Linked DNA regions of Homo sapiens: all the other regions are linked to region 1. Evidence: chromatin loops called from intact Hi-C (ENCODE). Cell type or tissue: heart left ventricle. All regions are shown on one strand. Region 1 overlaps SORBS1 (sorbin and SH3 domain containing 1). Region 2 overlaps SORBS1 (sorbin and SH3 domain containing 1). Region 3 has its middle 40 kb from the start of SORBS1.

Evidence for each region. Peaks named below come from ENCODE experiments on the same cell type or tissue, not always from the same donor. Only the 100,000 strongest peaks of a DNase experiment are listed, where the experiment ranks them.
Region 2: it touches region 1 in a loop (3-fold over the local background); 56 of 110 quality-filtered maps call a loop at or near these places.
Region 3: a loop joins it to region 1, with 8 times the contacts of the local background. A loop is called at or near these places in 105 of 110 quality-filtered maps.

What each region holds. Positions count from the first base shown.
Region 1 is chr10:95,426,487-95,434,486 of GRCh38, reverse strand. It overlaps SORBS1 (sorbin and SH3 domain containing 1), which reads left to right. Exons shown (of 33, transcript NM_001034954.3): 6 at 1,911-2,039. Among named protein-coding and RNA genes, the nearest start is that of SORBS1, 130 kb to the left of the region's middle. RefSeq lists enhancers at 3,516-4,016, 4,128-4,217. In heart left ventricle, a CTCF peak has its summit at 3,943 (motif pointing left); DNase peaks (open chromatin) are centred at 2,498 and 3,932; H3K27ac peaks cover 7,151 bases.
Region 2 is chr10:95,371,293-95,379,292 of GRCh38, reverse strand. It overlaps SORBS1 (sorbin and SH3 domain containing 1), which reads left to right. Exons shown (of 33, transcript NM_001034954.3): 19 at 3,237-3,320; 20 at 7,244-7,309; 21 at 7,866-7,967. Among named protein-coding and RNA genes, the nearest start is that of PDLIM1, 84 kb to the right of the region's middle. In heart left ventricle, a CTCF peak has its summit at 4,494 (motif pointing left); a DNase peak (open chromatin) is centred at 4,482; H3K27ac peaks cover 2,249 bases.
Region 3 is chr10:95,597,361-95,605,360 of GRCh38, reverse strand. No RefSeq gene overlaps it. Among named protein-coding and RNA genes, the nearest start is that of SORBS1, 40 kb to the right of the region's middle. In heart left ventricle, CTCF peaks have their summits at 3,815 and 4,024 (motif pointing right); a DNase peak (open chromatin) is centred at 4,050; H3K27ac peaks cover 1,023 bases.

The DNA.
Region 1 (8,000 bases):
CTTGCTTCCTTACTTCCTCTGTGTATGTGAATGTCTGTGTGCGTTTTCCTGAGAGCCAGCGAATGTGGGGAGGAACTGAGGACAGAGGCCTTGCCCCTCTTTTCTTTAGGAGAAGGGTCAGTCCAGAGGCTCAGCTTTCCCTTTGGGATGGGTCTGCGGTGCATGGACATCCTAGGCTCTCCCTAGAGGTTTCCAGCCCCCAGTACTTTAGCAAAAACTGCAGTCTCCCTGAGAATTAACCTGGTCTCACAGAGAACCTCTGAACTTAGCTGAATTTGAAGCAGCTGCCCTTAGGTGCCCAACCTAGATTCGCCTCTGATGCTCACCGGGCCATCCCAGAGCATCCCCTTTGCCTTCCCCAGTTTTACCTGCAGCCACTTCCTGCCTCTCCCCTCCAGAGGGTGGGGGAGTACAGTTCAGATGTCAGCTCTGGCTCATCGCTTCCTTCTGTACAAAGTGGGGACACATGAGGCCTACACAGTACTTTATCCAATGGCGCTTTCAGAAGTAACTGGGCTGTGTGTCCAGGAACCTATGGATGGGCTGCATCCATCAGTGTGCCTCTCATCCTTTTGAAGTGACTATGAACCAGTTTTCCCAATAGTTTGGTGACATCAGTCGCTTAGCCTCTTGATAGAGTTGGATAAGTCAGATGCTCTCCAAGGCTGATGCTTGCCCTGACACATTGTGCGTTTCGTGCATTGCGTTCAATACAAGAGGTGCTGACGAGGCAGGTCCATTCTCTTGTCTAACGCTAATGATCATTCTCCCTGAGTTGTTGGCAGGGGGCTGCTGGCGTGGAAGGAAAGGAAAGAAGAGGCTTTGCTTCTCTCTGCCCTCGGAGGGGAATGGGGATGAGCTGGATGTTTGAACTCACATCCTGCCCAGACACACACCCTGAATGTCAACCTGTAATCCTAACTGTGACAATTTTAGGTCAGGGATCTAGGCTGTGAGCAATTTGAAAACAAAACAAAACTGTGGCGTTCTGCATAGCTCAGCTGCACATAAAGAAACACTCTGCGTGTGCCTCCCAGAACTGTGTGGTCTGCCCTGGTTCCCTGCCTCCGTGACTGATTTCCTGCAGGATGGCATTCAGATCTTTTGAAGCGTATTTTGAAATCTTTCTCAAGGAAACTCTAAAAGTTGACCTGGGTCTGTTATTAGGCCCTAGTGAAACTGTAGGAGACGCCAGGACCCTGTGAAGACAGCTGAGGCTCGGTGGACACTGCTCATTGAAGGATTTAGCCTTCTGAGTCGTTTTTGTTGCTGTGAGTTTTCTTTGTTATGTTTGGAAAGTGAGACTGTCACTCGTGAGCTTTCTCGCCAGGCAGCATATCCTTCTGTCTCAGCATTTTGGGAGTCTTGACTTGCTGATCCAAGGAGATTTGCTTTTCCTTTTCCCACTGGAAAACTGCAAAGGGGTAGTTGTTCTCCATGGGACCACCCGCCCCCACCCCCCCCACCGCCCCCACTTCCGTAGTTGCCAGCCTGGTCTTCAATGAGAAGTATGGTCTGGAAGCTTGAAACATCTTTCATAAACTCTTTCTTGAACTGTGCCTTACTAACTGGTCAGAAGTCTGCTCATCAACCTAAACTTCATTTAATAAAAGGAATAAACCTGCTTTCATTTTGAAATGTTTTCAGCTGATAGTATAACTCATCCATTTACTCAGAACTCACCATTGCCGCCATGTTCCCCTAACTTCATGATGCACAGTAAACCTCTGAAAACTTGCCCCTCTCCACCACCCACAGATTAATTTCATTGACCACAGGTGTTCAAAGACTTCGCATGGCTGTAACCAGGTTCATCTCATTCCCCGGCTGTAACAATTTGCTAACCAACTGTCCTTTAATCCTTCAGGAGTCTTGGATTCAGTCTTCAATTTTGGACCTTTTCTTTTCAGACATGGATCTTACAAAAATCTGCACTGGGAAGGGAGCGGTGACTCTCCGGGCCTCGTCTTCCTACAGGGAAACCCCAAGCAGTAGCCCTGCGAGCCCTCAGGAAACCCGGCAACACGAAAGCAAACCAGGTGCGCGGAAGCTAGGGAAAGCTGTTCAAAGCCACGTGGGAAGGGCGGGAGGAGGCTCTGGTGTTTTTGCTCAGGAGGGTGTGAGTTCATCAGATACCTCTTGGGGGGGGGGGGTGTGTGTGTGTGTGTGTGTGTCTCTTACGGTCCCCTGGGACAGTCAAATCATTTGGATGGGTAGTGGTCAAAGCCTCAAACTGACAGTCACATGCTGCAGATGAAGGCACAGCAATAACCACACTTTATGTTAGCTTTGACTGAGCAGGTCATCCTGTGACCACAGCCAGTGCTCTGCAGACTGCTCTCATGCAGACTGAAATAGCTTAGGGCATGGGGGGTAAGTAAGCGGTGCGATGGGCTAGAGGTTGGGCTTCTCAGAGCTCATCCCTGCTTCCTAGAGGTTCACTGTGACCTGTCCAGGCTGGGCTGGAGGTGCAGCCAGGGGAGACTGAGAAGTGTGGATGACTCAATGATCTTGCTCCTGGAAAAGCAGAGGTGGGGAGGGCTCAGGCCTGGGATTGGCCACTAGCCAGCTGCGGGAGCAGGATCAGGAAAGTAGCTCAAAGGCCCAGTGTAAACTAGGAGCAAAGGGAGATCAAAGAAGCCACATGAAGCCCATCTCCCCACCTTAACCCATCACTTGGGAAACCTGAGGTATTGAGGTTTAGAACTGGGACTTCAGAACCGGGTAGATCTCTGTGCACACCCTGTCCCCACCACCTGTCAGCTGTGCAACTTTGGTCGAGTTATTCACTGTCTCTCAACCCTGATGAACTGTAGAATGGGGTTGATAATTGCATCTGCCTCAGGATTATTGTGAGGAAGAAGTGTATGAAGTGCTGTGTATCATGCCTGGTGGCATGGAATAGACTGTTAGATGTTAGCTGCTATTTGATTATGATTAGATTATTTTGGCCTCTCCAGGGACGACTTTGCACAGCCCAAGTATTCTGGTAGTTGGCAAATGCTGACTTTGAGATCAGGCACAGTTAGTTTAGGGTGAGACAGCACCTCTCCACTCTGTAGGGCAGTGACTTTCACACTTTAGCTGCATCAGAATCACTTGGAGTAAAAAGGTAGGTTGCTGGGCCCCAGCCTGGAGTTTTAGAATGTAGGGTTCCCACTTGCAGGTCTGAGGTAGGGTCTGAAGGTTCACATTTCTGACAGGTTCATGCTGATGCTGCTAGTGCAAGGACTGCATCTGAGAGCTGCTGCTGTAGGGGATGGGAGCTTGCTTTCTTGAAGGAAAGGGAGGGAGAAATGGAATGGAGGGGAGGACCATTCCCTTGGGACCAGAGAGGCTAGGCAGTAGGGTATGCAGACCCCTCTGGTGCAGCGGGAGTGGTGTGTTGTGATAAGACAGATATGATATGTAGGATGGAAATGGCCAGACCTAGCATCCTGGAAACTGATTTTCTTCCTTCCCAGCTACCCATAACAGGTGCCAGGGCACATGCTGGTGGATGAGGCCAGGCTAGGGTTTGAGCACAAACCCCTTTCTGGTGATGTTGGTCCCCGTGAGGGCTTCTTTGTCCTTAGGCTGAGGGCAGGCCCGAGCAGCCCACAGCCCTAAAAGTCAACAGAGTAGCTTCTTGGTCCTGCATCCCTGAGCCCAGCCCTGACTCCTGACCCGCTGGAAAGGTGGGGGTGAGGAGAGAAGGCAAAGTTATTTTATTCTAAGGCTAACCTCATCCAGCCTCTCCAAGCCTAACTGGGACGACCCACTTCCAAGCTAGAGAGCATTTGGAGAAGAGAGAATCCTAAGGGATGATGCAAAGAGAAAGGCTTTAATGTGCAGTCCCCTGGCCCAGTCAAATAACCTTACAAACCAACTGTCCCGTCCTCTGGCAGCAAATGGAGGTGGTGGAGAGGGAGCTTGGAGCTCCCTCTAGTGGTTACAGTGTGGCATTGACGTAGAACACAATGCCCACCAGGTGTACGCCTGTGCTACCAGTACCGTGTGTGGATTTGTTTTTTTTTCTGTTTCGTTTTCTTTTTTTGAGACAGGGTTTACTCTGTTGCCCAGCTTGGAGTACAGTGATGTAATCATGGTTTGCTGCAGCCTCGGCCTCCCGGGCTCAATCTGTCCTCCCACCTCAGCCTCCCAAGTAGCTGAGGTGCACGTCACCACACTTGGCTAATTTTTGTATTTTTTGTAGAGACAAAGTTTCTCCATGTTGCCCAGGTTGATGTTGAACTTGTAGGCTCAAGTGATCCACCTGCCTCGGCCTGGCAAAGTGCTGGGATTACAGGTGTAAGCCACCATGCCCGGCCCCGTGTGTGGATTTGAGGCACTTTTGGAAACACTCTCTTGTCCCAGAATACTTTTGTGTCTTACAAATTTCTACCAGCTAATTTGGTGAAAAGAAATTTCACCACATCTTTTTCACCAAACCATCAGCAGATTGTTTTAAAATGCAAATACTGTACTCGGAAGAATTAAGGGATAGTTATCAGTCATTCACACCTTACAGTAAGTTCATCTTTGTAAATTGAGATCATCGAATCCAAATAAGCATACATTCATTCAGCATTATCTATGTGCCAGGTGCTGCATGAGTCACTTGGAATTGTGATGAGAAAGGAGGAAAAGAGAGCAATTCTAGGTGCATTAGGTGAGGGCAAAAGGCAGTATGTTGCAACAGGAGTCAGGTGTGGACTTGTAGTCAGCCATCTTCCTTTCGGGCTGTGGGTAAGTCCTAGTGACTTTGAGCCCATATCAAGTATGAGGAACTTGGGCCAGATGCTTTCCAAGCCTTTCTAGCTCCAGAATGCTCTGCGACCTTAGGAAGTTTGGAAATTAGCCTAACAAATGGAATCCCTTTGATTGGTGATAAATTTAAGATGGTACAGGAGGGCAGTTTGGATGAAAAGGAACAAGCTGGGTTTGAGTAGAGGAAACAAAGAAAAAATCCACGTGCTCATTAAGTATACAACGCAGACTAGAATAAGTTAACACTGGGGAGTGGGCTTAAAAGAGGATGTCAGTAAGCCGGGCGCAGTGGCTCACACCTGTAATCCCAGCGCTTTGGGAGGCCGAGGTGGGCAGATCAGTTGGGGCCAGAAGTTCGAGACCAGCCTGGCCAACATGGTGAAACCCCGTCTCTACTAAAAATACAAAAATCAGCCAAGCATGGTGTTGCACGCCTGTAATCCCAGCTACTCGGGAGGCTGAGGCAGGAGAATTGCTTGAACCCGGGAGGTGAAAGTTGCAGTGAGTGAGATCATGCCACTGCATTCCAGCATGGAAGACAGAGCAAGATTCCATCTCAAAAAGAAAAAAAAAATGAGGATGTGAGTATAGGTAATTCAGAAATGGTAATCTTGTCCCCTTACCATGCTACCTATTGGCTAACATCCTGCTGGCTCTTGACTCTGACAGTGTCCATGTCACCCTCCGGACTGACAACTTGCTGGCCCATACCAGTCTATTGTCCTATCCTGGGGCCTAGGAGCCCCTGGGCCTTCCCTGGCTTCATAAAAACAGTTTTCAGCAGTATTTGCAGACAGCCAAGCCCAGTCTGGACTGGGAGCCCAAGTGTGAGGTAGTGGATGGCTCTTGCCAAGGATTGCTTCCTACTCCCAATGCCTTTGCAGATAGCTAATGTCAGATGGCGTCTGGCTCCCTCCCTTCTCACCAGGGACAGCATTTGTCCCCCAGCTGCTCTGCCTGCTTCCTCTCTGACTTGCTCCCTGTTTGCCACCTTCTTCAATGCCTATAGGTGTCCAGGTTGTTGATTATTTGCCTGGACTGGAAGGTCCAGTCCCTACCTGGTCCCCTGATACCCACATTTCAGCAGTGCCCCCTATTTCTAGTCCTTGTCCCAACCCCCTCACCTGGGAGAGATGATATAGTTCTGGTTTCACACAGTTCTCTACTGAGGCTGAGCACTGCCACTTACTGTCTTTGCGGTATGGACAAATTACTCCACCTTACAGGGCTTCAGTTGCCTTATTTGTAAATTGGAGATGACCATAACAGAGTTGTTGAGATTAAATGAGCTCTTTCTTCTTCTTCTTTTTTTTTTTTTTTTTTTTTGAGATGGAGTCTCACTCTGTCACCCAGGCTGGAGTACAGTGGTATGATCTCGGCTCGCTGCAACCTCTGCCTCCTGAGTTCAAGCAATTCTCTTGCCTCAGCCTCCCAAGTAGCTGGGACTATAGGTGTCTGCCACCACATTCGGCTAATTTTTTTTGTATTTTTAGTAGAGACCAGGTTTCACTGTGTTGGCCAGGCTGGTCTTGAACTCCTGACCTCATGATCCACCCGCCTTGGCCTCCCAAAGTGCTGGGATTACAGGCATGAGCCACCACACCCAGCTAAATGAGCTCTTTCATGTCAAGCATTTGGCACAGGCCCAAAGCAAGTGCTTTTTAAGAGTAACCATTCTAGTTCCTGCAGGTCAAGAGGCTTGTTAAAGATTTGAAAGAATTTCAGTTTGAAGCCATGAGGGCCTCACCCCTAGCATGGTGGCAATGGGAGTGAAGAGCAGAGGCTGAGGTCAAAGTGTCTTTTGGAGAATGAAATGACCAGGGCTCCTTGTGGTGTATTTAAGGACCACAGAGAGGTAAGACTCCATGTGGCCCAGGAGATGCCTTCCCTGGTTGGCTAGGAGAGTAATTGTGGCACTCATGGAGTTGGGGGGATTTGTGAAGAGTGCTGGAAAGAATGTTGAATTCCATCTTTTGACATGTCAAGTTTCTTGGCAAGGGAAGGACTTCCAGGAGAATGTTTCTAATGGGAATTTGGAAATTTGGAGTCCAATGTGTGGATTTGGAAGCCATCTGCATCCACATGAACTTTGAGAGAATGGAGACATTCTCGGTGGAGTGACAGAGAGAGCCCTTGAAATTGCCCAGTTAACACTCATTCTCCAGACTCCTCCATTCAAGTGGTGGCTTAACTCAAGATCCCTGACCACAGCTTCCCGATCAGCCTCCTCATCTCTGAATGTGGACCTTGGTTTTTGGATCAGAACCATCTGAAAGGAATGGCAGTAATCTTAGTACCGACTCCCTGCCCCCAGGAGAAACCTCATCACCTTATCCCTGCCTCCTGACCTCATTGCCACACCAGGTCTGAGCGTTGGCCATGTTGGTTCAGAGTGACTTGATCATGTCCCAGGTCAGGGTGTTTTCACTCCAGACAGGGAGCCTGAGTTGGTGGTGAGTGTGATACAAAGCTTTCTGTCTGGTATAGTCTAAAGATCTTGTGGCTTGATATATCAATTCCTGTGTTCTGACTTAGATGCCAGGGTCCAGTTCAGCCCTTATATTTTGTTAATTCTGTACCAGTTGGCTCCAGTCCTTACTGCCTGATTCTTGAATGCAAAGTTAGCTTTGGACATAAAGATTCTTGGACCTGCAGTCCAATTATTTCCTCTGGTTTTGACTCTCACATTTGCTCTCCAGGAATGGCAGTAGCAAAAAGGTACCATAAGAAGGTTAACATTGAAGCAGTTGAAGGTACCCCGTACCTCCATTAAATTAGAGTCTTTTTGATGAGTACATGTGTGAGAATTAGGGCCAACTGAGAAGTTGGAGGGAAAAGTCCTCACAAGAGTGCACCCTCCCTTCTGACACCAGCTGCAAGTTCAGGGGATTCACAAAACCACTCTCAGGTTTGGTACAATGCTGGAGGGACTCACACAACTTACTGAAAGCTGCTACACTCCGGGTTATGGTTTATTGTAGGGAAAGGATACAGATTAAAAAAGGCAAGAGAAGATGCACGTAGGCTGGAGTCTGGAAAAGGTACCAAATGCGGAGCTTCTGTTGCCTACTCTGCGTGGAGAGTCAGGACATATTATTTCCCAGCAGTGATGTGTGACAGTGTTCTCAGAGCATTTTCAACCAGGAAATGTACCTGAGCCTTTGTGTTCAGCCTTTTTGCCATGTCTCCATTACATAGGCATGATCCACTGCCCACAGGGCAGTTCTCAATCTCCAGTCCAACTTTGTAAT
Region 2 (8,000 bases), 55 kb after region 1:
TCCTCTCACCTCAGCCTCCCAAGTAGCTGGGGCTACAGGCACGCACCACCATGCCCGGCTAATTTTTGTATTTTTAGTAGAGATGGGGTTTCACCATGTTGGCCAGGCTGGTCTTGAACTCCTGGCCTCAAATGATCCACCCACCTCTGCCTCCCAAAGTGTGGGATTACAGCCATGAGCCCGTGCCTGGCCCAGCTAATTTTTTATTTTTTGTAGAGATGGGGTTTCACCATGTTGCCCAGGCTGGTCTCAAACTCCTTGGCTCAAGCAATCTGCCCCTCTTGGCCTCCCAAACTGCTGGGACTACAGGCTTGAGCGACCAAACCTGGCACGTATGTGGGTCTTTATCTCTACTTGGTCCCCTCTTATCATAGTAGGATACTTTTTTCTCTTCTAGCCTTGGAATTGGAGATCTATTGGTCAGTCCTTGCTTTGTCAGAAATGGCCTTTTTCAGGACTCATTCTTTTATACCTTCCTCTAAGTCTCTTACAGAAGTTCAGTTCAGTTAAATATATACATACATACATACACACACACACACACACACACACACATATATGTAGTAGGACGGACAGATATTAAAAGAGGGATTACAGACACAGTGTACATTTTAGAAGTGTAAAACAAGGGGATTTCCCCAGCTTGGTTTCTTCCCAGTTCATCCTCACTTTGTGTTCCTTTCCTGGCTTTTCAGCATGGTCATTTAGCCCTGCTTTAGCTTGGTGTCATCGCAAACTTAGTGGGCCTGCCCCCCTGTCATGTGGAATATGAAAAGGGGAATATGGTATAGTGTAAAGAACACTGGACTAGGAATTGGAAGATGGGGTGGGTCAAATGTGATAATATGGGTACAATAACTGAATATTATGAAGTGCTACACAGACATACCACATTCAGGCGACTTACTTAATTGGAATTTGAAGCTGGTCTCTGGCTTCCATTCAAGAAGCAAAACTGTCTTTGAGGAGAAGTTGGCATTTTTCTGGTGAGTTACCTGCCCTTTTCCAAGGATTTTTTTTGAGCTGGGAGAATAGCCTGTGGTACTAAAGAACTTTGCCAGGCATTATGGAATTTTTCCCTGTCTGCCAGGCCAGAGTTCCTGCTCTGTGTCCAGAAGGATGTTTTTCTATTGGTCTGTTCCATAACAGGATCCACAGCTGAGTTATACTTGGCAAAATCAAATGCAGATGTGAGGGCTGTGTGGTATCACCTTTTTAGCTTTATCTCTGGGCAGCTCAAAGGACTGAGGCTGGTTGCTCTCACCCATCGCTGTTTGACATAACCTCCTGATTCTATTATTGTCACAGCATTAACCTCCACAGTAAAACGATCTGCAGACAACCTTTGGGAATAAAATAAGTTAATTACTTCAGGATCATGAGTACCAAAACTTTCAGGCAGTTCCCCGAAAGAGCTGGTACATTTTATTTAAGAAAAAAAAAAAAAAAGCCTAACCATTCCCAGAGGGCAGTTTATAAATAGTCTTTGTAAAAATAACAAACATGAAATAGATTCATGAAACCCCATCATATTAGGATCTAGAAACTCCCAATGTCTAAATTGCCACTACTGAGTAGTTGTGTTTTTGTAGGTATTGTACCTCCTTTCACTGAATTGAATAAATATAGAATCCATTTACTACAGGGAGGGCAAGGCTTCTCCTTCAGGATTTAAACCGTAAGTCCCTAAAGACATTTGGAGGAAGTCTTATCTGGATGCAGGAGGACAGACCTTGTGTTTCAGTATGATTTTCCCTCCGATTTCAACCTAGCTTGGTTTCAGTTAAAAGAAGGTTCCCTGCCATATTTCCATAGTCCTCTACCTGTAGCAAAAGTGAAAGTAATGCTAAAGATTCTTTTAAAGATCTTAGAAAAAGGGATGGTAAAGGTCACTAAGAAAGTTAGCAGCCATTTTTCTACAAGCTGCAAAGGGGATGTTAACTGTGTTGTAAGTAAAGTACAAGAAGAGCTGCTTTGTGAAGCACTAGCATTAAAGACCTGCACACCACACATGGCAACCCCCTCCCTCAGGTGTTATAGCCCAGAAGTAGTGAAGTTTGTTGTGCAGTGTTTTCAATCTCAGTAGAAAGTGTATGCATTTTATATTTCAGGTTATTGTAGAAAATCACCCCAACTCTCTTTTTGCGATTATCAATGTTTTTTGAAACATATATACATACTTAATTAGTCATGAACCTCAAACACTTTTCCCTGATGTAAACATTTCTCCAATTTATGAAGGGGAAAACATGATTTGCTTTGCACACATTCATTTTCCAACTAGTTATTTCCAGAAACACGTGTTATTCCATGAAATAAGGTGCCAGAACTTTATACTTATTTGGTTAAATATTATATCCCATGAAATCAAATTATCAGTCTATTGATACCTCATAGTGTTATATAAAGTGAGAAATCTAACTTATTTTTGTCATATAACCCAGAAGTTTTTTTCCCCTTTGTTCTGTTATCTGTCTTGTCTAGCTTTTCTTTCACTTTATTTTTTCCCAATTCTTTAACATTTATTTGTTAAAACACGAAGTATATTCTGTCTGTATTCATCCGCCATGGATACTTGTTTAAAATGTTTTTTCACTGTGTCCTCTGTCTTTACTTATATCATTTTTCACTTTCACTTTACTGTGTACGGGACATGGTTTCCTACCTACTCATGTGCCATTAAAGATGCAGTATTAACCAATTGGCTTTTATAAAGTGTCAATATTTGTGTTTATTTCGAAAACCTTAAGGCAGCTTTGCAAATAAGTACTAAAGTTGTACTAGCCCATAAAAATCAGCTCTACTCAACTGGCATAGATGGCTAAATGTTTGGTGTGCTCACCAGGTCATTTGCTCATAACTAATAGTTCTTTGTAAAGGGCTTTCTTTTCTTCCACATTACTGAAAATTATTGCAGAATGCTGTTATGCCCAGATTCAGACTTGTTGTGTAGGCAGCAGTGTGGTGCAGAGTTGTCCATCTATAGTCCATTTTCCTCTGCCTTAGGGCTGAGAATGATTCACTTACTGTTCCCTGCCTCAATTTCCCTGTTTTTATAAACCCATCCTCTCCCTCCTGTTTTTGCTGTTGTCAGTAAAAACAGATGATTGCTGCTGTTGAATGCAGCTCCTGTATATACCTGGAAACCACTGCATCTCTACTGGCCTGTTCCTATGTAATCTTTGCATAATGTTATCCTTCTCTTTCTTCCATTTCTCTATCACCAACCCCTATAGAGTCGGGATATAAGCCCAGAAGAGATAGATTTAAAGAATGAACCTTGGTATAAATTCTTTTCGGAATTGGAGTTTGGGAAACCGGTAAGTTTAATAGCTTCAGTGGTTATACACCTTTTAAACTAATGCTGTGGATGCGTTGTTGCTGCTAAAGAATCAGATGTTTGTAAGGAATTCAGAAAGTGGGGAGCAGTCATGTTGGTTGTCCGTAGTGGGATTGTCTCTTCTCACTACAACCTCTGAGCTTTCTTTTGCCTTACTTCACTGAGAAAGGATAGTGAGCTCTGGAAGTATATCTTGCTGGAATATCCCAGAGAAACACAAATAATCATTGCTTGTCTTAGACCTCCCCCCACTAACAACAAGTACCACATGCCTTGCGGATGGCATTATTTCAGCCATTGTTTTCACTTCCTTGACCAAAGTCTTTATGGTCTGTGAAAGACAAGCTGAAAATGTGTTACACACTGAGAAGACCAGCATTGTCTCTGCTTTAAATAGCATTTTTAAAAGCACATATGTAAATGAAGTCCCAGAGCAGGCCAACAAGGACCTCTTTGTGCAGATGTGACCCACAAATGCAACCCCATTATAGGTGACTTTTAGGGAATGATTTCTATGATGTAGGATATTTCCCAAAGTTTGAAATGGGAGTAAGGAATTCTAGCATCTTTAGTATTCAGCCTACAGTTGCCCCATGATATCTCTGAATTGGCTTTGGTACAAATTGACTTTTGGCACTTAAAGGAGGATTTTCTTAGCCTTGCACCCAAAGGAATATAAAATAGAAGGGAGAATTGAGCTCATCCTTCCTCTAGAGATAACGAAACTGACTTTAAAACTCTAGTTATTTTAAAGTCTTAATTATTACAGCTGCAAAAAGAATTTACAGGTAGAGGAGTTAAGTGTATAAACACATTTTATTCAATGATTGTATGAGACTTTATGCATTGGATCCAGCTTTTGAGTTTCTGTGGTCTGGGATGATAGTTTTATTTGCAGACAGGAATGTATTTTATAGTTGAGTAAATAAAATGTTTTAAAATTTTTTATTAAAACAAAGACAAAGAGAAATTAAGTTGGTGCTTAGGAATTGCTCTTTGATTTGGCAGTGCTGAGCTTTGAAAGTTCAGGCATCTTCTGAGTTAAGAGCACCAGACTTGCAAACAGCCTGCTTGTTCCTCTCTTCTGGTCCCTCCTAGACACTGTCTCCCGATAGCAGCTGAGCTGTCCTGGATGAACAGCGCCACCTAGTGACCAGTGGAGAGGGACGCATCTGACCCAAAGTCTGCACCCTCCTTCTCCCCTCCCCAAAGCATTGGTGCACACCTCATTTCTTCTCCTTTCTCTCCTTTCTTTTTTTCGCCTCTGCTGTTCACCATTCAGACATCAGTTAAATCTACCTCAGGCAATCTTTTCCACGTGCAGTATTTAACAGTATCCTAACCCTTTCTCTTTTCTCCTTTTCTTAAAACCTGGTCAATTATGTCACCGAAAAAAGCTTTTGCTGTGTGTAGTTGTCTCCCCACCCCCAAAACAGACCATGATTGGTATATGAAACAATAATGCCATACTTTAGTCAAGGAAAGCAAAAGCTATTAAGTTATGTTTAATAGAGTCCATGCCGTTGATTTTTCAAGTCTGTTTCAGAATCCACACATTTCTGCCCATCTCATCTGCCAAACAACTAAATTAGTTTTATCTAAAATATTAGCTTTCAGGAAAAATGGTGGAATTTTTTCCCTAATTAGTTGTGATTGTTTTACTAAATCTATCATTACAAATAATTTTTGAGGATAATATATAGTATTTTAATACCAGCATACATTTAAATAGTCTCCATGCATAGCTTGATAAATTAACAGTATTGCTGCCAAAAACTTCACTCCAGGTACCACACAGCTAACTTCAAACAAATGTTGAGAACACAGTCCAGTTGTATACTGGGGCTTTCCTCTAGCTTGTCTCCCCACCCCATTGCTCTAACAACCTCTTAATTATTTAAAGACTCAGAGATGCTTTTTCAAAGTAGCATTTTCTCTGAAGCCACATGCATTCTTTGCACAGGCCTCAGAGTTCTTCTAATGAGACTGCTTCTTTTTGTGTAGGTCTTACTTTAAAAGATAATACTTGTGAAGACTTGCCAAATTAACTAAATCAATGCCCATATCCTGAGGAACAGTCCTGAAATGAACAGCTCCTTATGGTCTGAGGCATCCTAATGGTGGGCTTATTACCTAGTTGAACTAACAGGGTTTGGGAGGAAGGTGTGGTAAGGATAAATTTTTTCTTCACTTCCTACTGCAACCACTCTGCCACAAAAGAGTAAGAGACATAAATAAAAGTGGCATAAACCATGGAAGCTGTTTTGGAAAGCTTTTCAGCCATTCAGAAGCAGAATCAAAATCCTACCAGATCATGGGAATCAGCATTTCTACTTTTTTTTTTTCTCACACCAACTGGGGACCACTTTCCCCAGTAAAGCCTGCCAGAACTTTGACACTAGACATTTACCCTGAACTCCTTGCTTCCTCCACCCCTTCGCTTTAGCCACCCAAAATGAACTGAAATTTCAGCAAGATCCTGACTAAAAAGATACCTTTTTAGCTCCAACAAGTTGTTAGAATAGCAAATAGTTCAAGACTCCAGGGACCATTTTTGGACAGATTATTTAAAACCAGTTTAATTTGTAAACACTGCCCTGTTTATTGCAGTAAAGAAATGATCGTAAGTCATTAGGCTTTAAAAAGTCTACTTCTGCAGATGAACAGTCCAAGTGTATTAAGTGCTTAAAGATGAATGGTAATTGGTAATATCACTTACTTTATGAAATGCGGAATATACATGTGCAGAGATGACATTACTGACCTGTTGCTGTCAGTGGTGAACACACCTTGGAATCAGATTACTTCTCATTTGCAGATTTATTACAAAGAGCCTGGGAATCAGTTTTTTTTCTGAGTTGTTTTCCTCTAATTTCTATAGAAATTGACATGATTTCTATATGTAAGAGCAAGTCAAAATTTCACAATGTAAACCAATTTGAATGCTTCCATGGAGTTGGCTATAATGAAATTTGCACAAAATTTTAGGAGCTATTAATGATCTCCTATTTCTTATCACCCTAGGGGTCATTATGTAAGAAAATTCAAGTCTAAATAGACAGAACAAGTAGAAGAGAGGATCCAGAGTTAGAAGTCACCTGTAACCTCTGAATGTTCCACCCGCTGGACTCTTCCCTCATTAAACTTACAACAATCTTTTGGCAAATTTCTGTCTTAGGAATGCAGCTGTAAATCTGACTTGAAGAGTTAAAAGACAAAACAAAAATAACCTTACAGTCCCCTCTTTAAATTCTGGGTTTAAACTCTGTTCTCTAAGGGGGATGAAAAGTATGTTTCTACCACTATCAAGGTCTAGTTAAACTGTAAAAGGAGGTTTTAAAACTACTGGTATGAAATTGTCTAGTGTACTATTTAACACCCATTTTATATATGAATTTCTTTGCTACAAACCACAGAAAGTAAATTTGGTTCAGTCTGTTGACCAAACCTCTAGATTCACACATGTGTTAATACACAATGAATTTTACAGCAGAAGACTGCCTCAAAAATGTGGAATCTTCAGTGTCAATCTTAGTTTGAAGAGAACAATGAGGAATTTAAAAGTTTCTGTTTTTGTTCAAATTTGTTAATGCTTTTTTTTTCTTTTTTCCCCCCCGTCTTTTCTTAAGTTTTCAATATTTAGAATCCAACGATGATTTGCTCTTGAAACATAGACATAGAAACAGACTTCCTAGGTAACAGTCCCAGCTCCCAAATCCTCAGGCTTCCGCTCCAGCAGGCAGCCTTGTGTCCGTAGGCAGCACCCACTCCCCTTGCTTTTGAGTTCACCTTTCTGTGTTGATACAGTTCTCCCAGTGTACCCCTCCTTGTTTGAGCCAGTCTCCATGTTTGTCTTTATGTCTTTATGCTCATTTCTTCATTTCCTCCTCTGCTTCCCGTCAGCCTCCCAAAAAGATATGGGATTATACTCCTGGAGACTGCTCTATCCTTCCTAGAGAGGATAGAAAGGTAATTCCGCTGTGCCTCCTCCGTTGGACTGTGTGTGCTCTCTAGCCTTGGTTAGTGTGAGTGTGTTGTGGGTTTGTTTGTTTGTTTGTTTGTTTTCTTAAATCACTTTTGAAAAAACTTGATGCTTTTTTTTTTTTGGTTAGGTAATAAAACTATGTAACAAATTCTCTAAGACATATACTAATGTTTAGAGGTTTTTAAAGCAATTACGTATTCTTCTGACATATAGTATTTGTCACTGTCACCACACTCTGAAAAAAGAGAAAATAGGCATTTCCTTAAAGGTAGGTTTTTGTAGTTCTCCGTAGCAAGTAGAATAGCTTTTTGAAGCTCTGATGACTTCAGGATTTCTGCTTTATATGCCTAATGTTACATTCTCTGTTTTCATGTCTTCAACTAATTTCCAGTGAGCTCTTGTGTTTTAATCATGCTATCTTGGCCGTATGAAAGTATAACACTAAGAAAAAAATTCATTTTTTTCAAACGTAACCTTCCATTCTTTCTCCCTTTCCTCTAAACTAAAACCTTCTTTCCCATCTTTTCTTTCTTGAACCAGACTAATCTAGACAAAGATCTCAGCCTCTGCCAGACAGAGTTAGAGGCAGATTTAGAAAAAATGGAGACGCTTAATAAAGCACCCAGTGCAAACGTGCCACAGGTATTTCCTAGTTTTTCTCATGCCATCAGTTCC
Region 3 (8,000 bases), 170 kb before region 1:
CTGCACAGCCTGCCTCTCCTCCAGACCCTTACATGGTCTGGCAAGTCACCCTGACTGCCCTGCCCTCTGGATGAGGAGTTCTGGCATAGCTTGCCTGAAAAGGCTATAAACAGTCCTGCCTGAAACTGTCACAAATACCACAATGAGCTCCCAACCAGACAACAAATGCCCAGGAATCTTAAATAGAAGGCAGCCCAAGAGAGCTGGGGCCCTTGGGGAAGACCACTGAGAAGGCAGGCCTGCATCTGGGCCCTGAGAAAGACCACTATCATCATCAGACAGAAACCCCAAGCTTCACTCATTAAACTGGCCTGCATCAATCATTGCTATAAATGCACACATTGAGTTGAACTGCATGCCACAGAAACTTCAAAGAATTGGGGCTTGAACTTGATCATTCCTGTTTCTCTCATGTAAAAAGAGCTCTGGAGGTAGGCAGCTTCAAGGCTGACTTAATGCCTCCATGAAGGCCATCAGGCACTGGGGCTGCTTTTGATTTATTCTCTTCTGTCCTAGGGTAAGGCTCTTGTCCACATGGTAGTGGCATTCCAACCATCAGGACTGCATTCCAGCCAGCAGGAAGAAGGAAAAACCATAGGCAGAGGAGTGTCTGCCAGCTGCCCCTTCTAAGTGACATTCCAGGAAGACCCCCCTGCCCAGTGCTTGACCAAAACTAGCTCATGGCCTACCCTCTCTAAAAGGGATCTGGGAGGTGTAGCTTTTTTATTTGGGCACATTGCAGCTCCAAGAAAGTAAGGGTTCTATTGGTAAGGGAGGAGGAAAATCGGATAGGGGAAGAAGATTATCCTAATTGATTCATGGAGCTGAGAGCAGGATTCATTCACCTAAACAGTAGGGCTGCTGGGGAATAAAAGAGGGCTGGGATGGCGGCCAGAGAGGTAGCCACAATGTCCCACTGCACTGCCTGACAGAGGAAATGGGAGGGAGAGGTGAGCAGACACTAAAGTTTCATGGTGCTATTTGCAGCCCAGTGTAATGGAGGGAGCACTGAACTGGGACTCCAGAATTTTTTTTCCAGCTCTGTCACTGACTGGCATTGTGACCTTGGGTAACTACTTAAACATTTTTGCCTCAGTTTCCACACTCATGAAATGGGAGCTTGGATAAGCTTTCTAGTTAGATGGAGGTGTGGGAAGCTCTTTATCACTAAATTGCAAATTAGCTGAACAAGGTGTTTTTTATATCTGACATCCACAGCTGGCCAAGTCTTTGGTAGGCATTGAAAGCAAAACCCAACATCACTGACCCGCTCTTCACACACACACACACACACACCCCTCTGCTATTTGCTGTATATGTGGGCCTCAGACTACTTCAAACTGTGGTTCAAGGATCATTGTAACAGAATGACCACAGGGCCTAGCTAAAACTGTAGATTCCCGCACCCAGACCTGCTGAGCCAAAATTTCTGAGGGTGGGGCAAAGAATTGGAATTTTTAGCCCCTTATATGATTTATCTCAGCATTACCACTACTGTAAGTAACCTGAGAGTTTTGTTTTTCTTCCATAATGAGAAGTCCAGAAGTAGCTCAAGACCAACGGGGCAACTCTGTGATGCCATTAGGAACCCAGACTCTTTCCAACTTTCAGCCCTGACATTCTTAACTCCGCAGCTTCCCTTGCACCATGATGGCTGTTCCATCTCCACACCTGTGTTCCATCTATGTCCCAGTCAGGAAGAAGGGCAGGGGAAAGAGGCATGCACAGCTGAGTTCGCCCAACACACCCACATTTAAAGAGCTCTCCTGGAAGCCCCAGTAAGTGACTTCCCTTACATCTCATCAGGAGGAACTGTTTATTGTGGCCACATGAGCAACTGTAGCTGCAAGGACTGGGAAGTAGAGTTTTACAGCTGGGCACATTCCTGCTCAAACAAAAATCAAGATCCTCTTTGTGAGGAAGAGGAGAAGATAAAAATCGGGTAAGCTACTACATTAGGGGGTAGCGATGTTAGGTACAGTTACCCCTAGTGACTTTCCAAAGAGATTTTCTTGGAAGGCTCTTTTGTTCCCTTGAACTCATTGATGAGTTTTGTAATGCGGGTTTAATATAGGAAAGCTGAAGTGCTCCATAAGAGGTGGAGAAAAGACAAAATTCCCAGGCAGTTTTGGAGAGGAAAGAGTGAGTTGTAGGCCGGTGCAGTGGCTCATGCCTGTAATCCCAGCACTTTGGGAGGCCAAGGCGGATGGATCACCTGAGGTCAGCAGTTCAAGACCAGCCTGGCCAACATGGTGAAACCTTGTCTCTACTAAAAACACAAAAATTAGCCGAGCATGGTGGCAGGCGCCTGTAATCCCAGCTACTTGGGAGGCTGAGGCAAGAGAATCTCTTGAACTGGGAGATGGGGGTTGCAGTGAGATGAGATCGTGCCATTGCAGTCCAGCCTGGGTGAAAAGAGTGAAACTCTGTCTCAAAAAAAAAAAAAAAGTGAGTTGTAAACTTGCCCTAGGCAGAGGCTACAGACTAAGGGTCAGTAGGAAATGAGGCTAGAGAAAGCTAAATGTAAGAAACAAAGTATAGGAAAAGCCATCTATTTTTAAACTGATGGCTTGATGGGGGTTGTTATGGACTAAATGTTTGTGCCCTTCCCAAATTCCTTCGTTGAAGTCCTACCCCTCAATGTGATGGTGTTTGGAGACGGGGCCTTTGGGAGGTAATTAGGGTTAGATGAGGTCGTGAGGGTGGGGCCCTCATGGTGGGATTGGTGCTTTCGTAAGAGATGCCACGTCTCTCAACAAACTGTTGAGTAAAAAGTAAAATAAGAGACTCTAGAGACCTTGACCTCCTGCCCTTCATGTGAGGACACAGTGAGAAGACAAAACAGTCTCCTGCAAGCTAGGAAGCAGGGCCCTCACCAGACACCGAACTGGCCAGCACCTTGATCTTGGACTTCCCAATCTCCAGACTGAAAAATAAATTTCTGTTGTTTGATCCACCTAGTCTATGATATTTTGTTATGGCAGCCCAAGCAGACAAAAACAGGAATAATTGTCTTGGAGATACCTGCATTTTAGAAAAGGAGTCCTAATATTTCAAAGAATTGGCCAGAGTGGCATAGTGGAAAGAGTATGGATTTGGAAGTCATATGACTTGCACTCCCATCTATAAATTGTAGGAATTTGCAGGATTGTTTTTTGCTGCAATGAGCCTCAATTTCCTTATTTGGAAAAAAGTAGACAGTTAATACTTACCTTGAAGACTCCTGTCAGTAAATAATCAGATAATGGACCGGACACCTAGCTCATGGAAGAAGCACCATCCAGGTTGGCCACAATTAGCCACATCTGGCATATCTGTCTTTGTATCCCCCACTGAGCCCAGCAAGGTGCAATGCACACAGATGCTCACTGAGTAGCTTTGAAACAGGCTACTTGGGCAGAGCTATAGAGATGGAGGGGGCTTTCTCTGAGATCCATGGACCATTAGGGACACTGGTATGAGGCTGGCAGTCTAAGACGATCAAGTCGTCCCTGACCCCAACTTATTTCTAAACCACTGAAGAGTGTCATTGTTCTCTCTTCCTTATGAAAGTGTCCTGTGGAGTCTCCTGTAGTAGAATTGAGTTAAATGTTACAATGTCTTTTCCACTAGCACTTCTGGCAAAAATCGATGAATAACTTCATAACTACCTTAAGGGCACCTCATTTAAGTTTGCAGATCTCTGCTATTTTACAGAACTCTGCTATTAGGGAGAATGAGATTTTAAAGCCTCATTCAGTATCCAGTGAGCACCCACTACGTGCCAGATGCTGGGGATAAGAGACATTCCCTCCACCTGATGGTCCAAACGTTGATCTGTCTGAGAATTGCTGCTCTAAATTCAGGTAATTCTTATCCTTAAGTCCCACCCTTTACAGCCTATTTTACCCTAATCCCTAGGAGAAACCCTTTGGCCAATAGGAAAACACCAAACTAGGCAGCTATGATCCCATACTGAAGGCAGGAGGAGTCACCATAACCTAAGAAAACCAACTTGCTCTTTATTCCATCTGGCCCCAGGATTCCTCTAACGCTAGAGGGCAGTCGGGTCCCATGGACCTAAGGAAGTCGGCCTGCTCTTCCTCAATGCCCAGCAAATTATCCCCTCCCGATCCTCAGGCTGCTCTCCTGGAAATGAAGTGCTGGATCAGTAAAATAACTTCCAGAGATCCTCTTCCTTACAGGGTAAGAGCACAGGCCTTTTCAGTTTAGAGGCAGAATAGGGTTTGGACCTTGATTCTAACACCTACTAGTTGTTTGACCTGGGGAAAGTGTCTTAACTTCTCTGAATTTTGATGATACGTATCCATAAATGGTTTTGCGAGAGTAAATGTAAAGCACTCAGCACGGTATTCAGCATATGGTTAACCTTTAATAACTATTGGCTGTTACTGTTTATGATTCTAAGGAATGGCTTTCTCTTAGTTTTCAACATTGCTTTTTTTTTTCCCCTTTGAGACAGGGGTCTCACTCTGTCACCCAGACTGGTCTCAAACTCAACTCCTGGACTCAAGCAATCTTTCTATCTCAGCTCCTGAATAGTTAGGATTACAAGTGCATGCCACCGCACCAGGCCCTACGTTTCTCTTTTATTTAAAGTCCAAGCATCAATTCCTAGGACATAAAGTGAGGACATTCTTAGGACAGATCTACTATGTACTAAGCACCATGTACTAAGCATCATAGTAAGGGGGCTAGATGAATTATGCATGATGCCACAATAATCTGAGTAGGGGAATTGTTACCCCTATTTTACAGGTATAGAACCTAAAGATCAGTAAATTCCCCAAGATCACACTGTAGCGGAGGAACCTGGATTTGAACCCAAGACAACAGAGCTTCAAAACTCTTCACCACCACAGGGGGCATAGCAGTAGTGTTTTCCCAGAAGCTTCTTGTACCTTATCCCAAAGGCAAGTTGTAAGGCTGAAGAAGGAGGTTGCCATAGCTACTAACTGGACCCCTTTTCACGTAATCAGATCCTCAGTCTGCCCCAGTTTTGCAAGAGGAGCTGCTTGTCTGGAAACTCTCCTCAACACCTGCCCCTGGAGGGAGCCGACTGTGTCTGAATTATTTAGAGAGTCTCTAGACACTTGATATAATGAGCAGGTGTGGATGCTTCTCTGACTTCCCCCACATGCCTTTACTTACCTCCTTTCCCCTCCCCCAAGTTGCCTATGAGGAAAAAGGAGGCATCATCCGTTTCCTCACTGTAGATGTGTCTGCCTCATCTTCATTTTTCATCCCGAAGTCTGTTTGTAAGAAGTGGACCACTTTCTTTGCAAATATCAAAAATCATATTGATTTCCATTGAAATTGGTGGTGTAAATTGACCCTAACTAGTAAATGCATAACTTGGCCAGGAGTGGTGGCTCATGCCTGTAATTCCAGCATCTTGGGAGGCCAAGGCAGGAGGATCGCTTGAGCCCAGGAGTCTGAGACCAGTCTAAACAATATAGTGAGACCCTGTATCTAATTTTTTTATATTTTTTATTTTTTTTTGAGACTGAGTCTCGCTCTCTTGCCCAGGCTGGAGTGCAGTATCACGATCTCGACTCACTGCAACATCTGCCTCCCGGGTTCAAGCGACTCTTCTGGCTCAGCCTCCTAAGTAGCTGGGACTACAGGTGCGCGCCACCATGCTCAGCTAATTTTTGTGTTTTTAGTAGAGACGGGGTTTCGCTATGTTGGCCAGGTTGGTCTTGAGCTCCCAGCCTCATGATCGGCCTACCTCAGACTCCCAAAGTGCTGGGATTACAGGCATGAGCCACGGCACCCAGCCAAAATTCTTGTTTTTGAAGAATATTTACTGACGTGGAGACGAGACGCACTAGAAAATATTGAATAGGAAAAAACTAAGCTATAAAACAGTATAAATAAAATTTCTCAATTATATATATTTAGTTGGAAAAAGACTGGAAGACAATGTATCAAATAATATTATGGGCTGGGCACAGTGGCTCACAACTGTAATCACAGCACTTTGGGAAGCTGAGGCTGGAGTATCACTTGAGGACAGGGGTTCAAGACAAACCTAGGCAACATATCAAGACCCTATGTCTACAAAATTGTTTTTTTACTTAGCCAGACATGTTATGTGTATCTGTAGTCCTGGCTACTTAGGAGGCTGAGGCGGGAGGGTCTCCTGAGACCAGGAGGTCAAAGCTACAGTGAGCAATAATCAAGCCATTGCACTTCAGCCTGGGTGACAGAGTGAGACCCTGTCTCAAAAAAAAAAAAAAGATATGTGTATATATATATATATATATATATGTATGTGTATATATATATATATATATGTGTATATATATATATGTGTATATATATATATATGTGTATATATATATATATATATATATATATATATATATATAGAGAGAGAGAGAGAGAGAGAGAGAGAGAGAGAGAGAGAGACTCTCGCTCTGTTTTCCAGGCTGGAGTGTAGTGGCGCGATCTCGGCTCACCACAACCTCTGCCTCCCGGGTTCAAGTGACTCTCCTGCCTCAGCCTCCTGAGTAGCTGGAACTACAGGCACACACCACCATGCTCGGCTAATGAGTGATTTCTACTGAGCAGTGAGACAAGTGAGTTTTATTTGTCATTATACTTTTCTAAGTTTTCTACTTTATTTTAAAATTTTCATAGCTATTAATATTTCTTTCTATGGGAATTATTGGTGCAGACCAGGCATGGTGGTTCACACCTGTAATCCCAGCACTGGGAAGCCTAGGCAGAGGATTGCTTGAGCCCAGGAGTTTGAGACTAGCCTGGGCAATATGGTGAGACCCTGTCTCTACAAAAAGAAAAATAATACAAAAAGTAGCTGAGGATGGGCCGGGCGCGGTGGCTCATGCCTATAATCCCAGCACTTTGGGAGACTGAAGCGGGCAGATCACAAGGTCAGGAATCTGAGACTAGCCTGGCCAACATGGTGAAACCCCGTCTCTCCTAAAAAAATACAAAAATTAGCCGGGCATGGTGGCATACACCTGTAGTCCCAGCTACTCGAGAGGCTGAGGCAGGAGAATTGCTTGAACCCGTGAGGTGGAGGTTGCAGTGAGCTGAGATCGCGCCACTGCACCCCAGCCTAGGCGAAAGAGCAAGACTCTGTCTCAAAAAAAAAAAAAAAAGTAGCCAAGCATGGTGGTGCACATCCGTGATCCTAGCTACTAGCTACTAGGGAGGCTGAGGTGGAAGGATTGCTTGAGCTCAGGAATTTGAGACTGCAGTGGGCCAAGATCGTGCCACTGCACTCCAGCTTGGGCCACAGAGTGAGACCTTGTCTTGAAAAAAAAAAAAAAAAGAAAGAAAGAAAAAAAGAGAGAGAGGAAGGAAGGAAGGAAGGATGGACAGAAGGAAGGAAGGAGAGAGAGAGTCAGAAAAGAAAGAAAAAGAAGAAAGAAAAGGAAAAGAAAGAAAGAAGAAATTATTGGTACAATGGTGAAAATAAAATTTGTGATAACAATTTTTTAAATTTATAGACAGGTTTATTTTCCATTCCATCCTTCTTTGTATTCTATCCTTTGCAGATGAAGAAATCAAGGTTCAGGTGCTCTTGGTGACATAGCCAGTTGAGGGGAAAGTACAGACTAGATGCCAGACCTCTACACTGGAGGGAGAGAGTGACCTCAAATGGGAGACTGGACTAGTGACTTCTAAGGTCCCTTCCAGCCTGAGGCTGTGTTTCTCTTTGCTGCTGTGCTGGTTTCACCCCCTGCTTTCACAGCCCTCCCAAGGTAAGAGAACTTCAGAAACTCATGAAGTGCTTCTGCCTCAGGTACTTCACTGAACTCTAGTTTTCTTTCTGTAACTTGCAAATAGGGCTACAACTCTGACTCTGTGTTTCCAGATTCTGTTTCAATGCAGACAATTAGATGGTAAATAATTCAAGAGAACGGAAACTGGCAAAGTGGTGTGTGATGTCCAAACAGCTATCTTATTTATTCTCTGGTGTAAACTTCAGGCTCATCTGCAACTCGGGAGCCCCAGGAGTAAGTGAA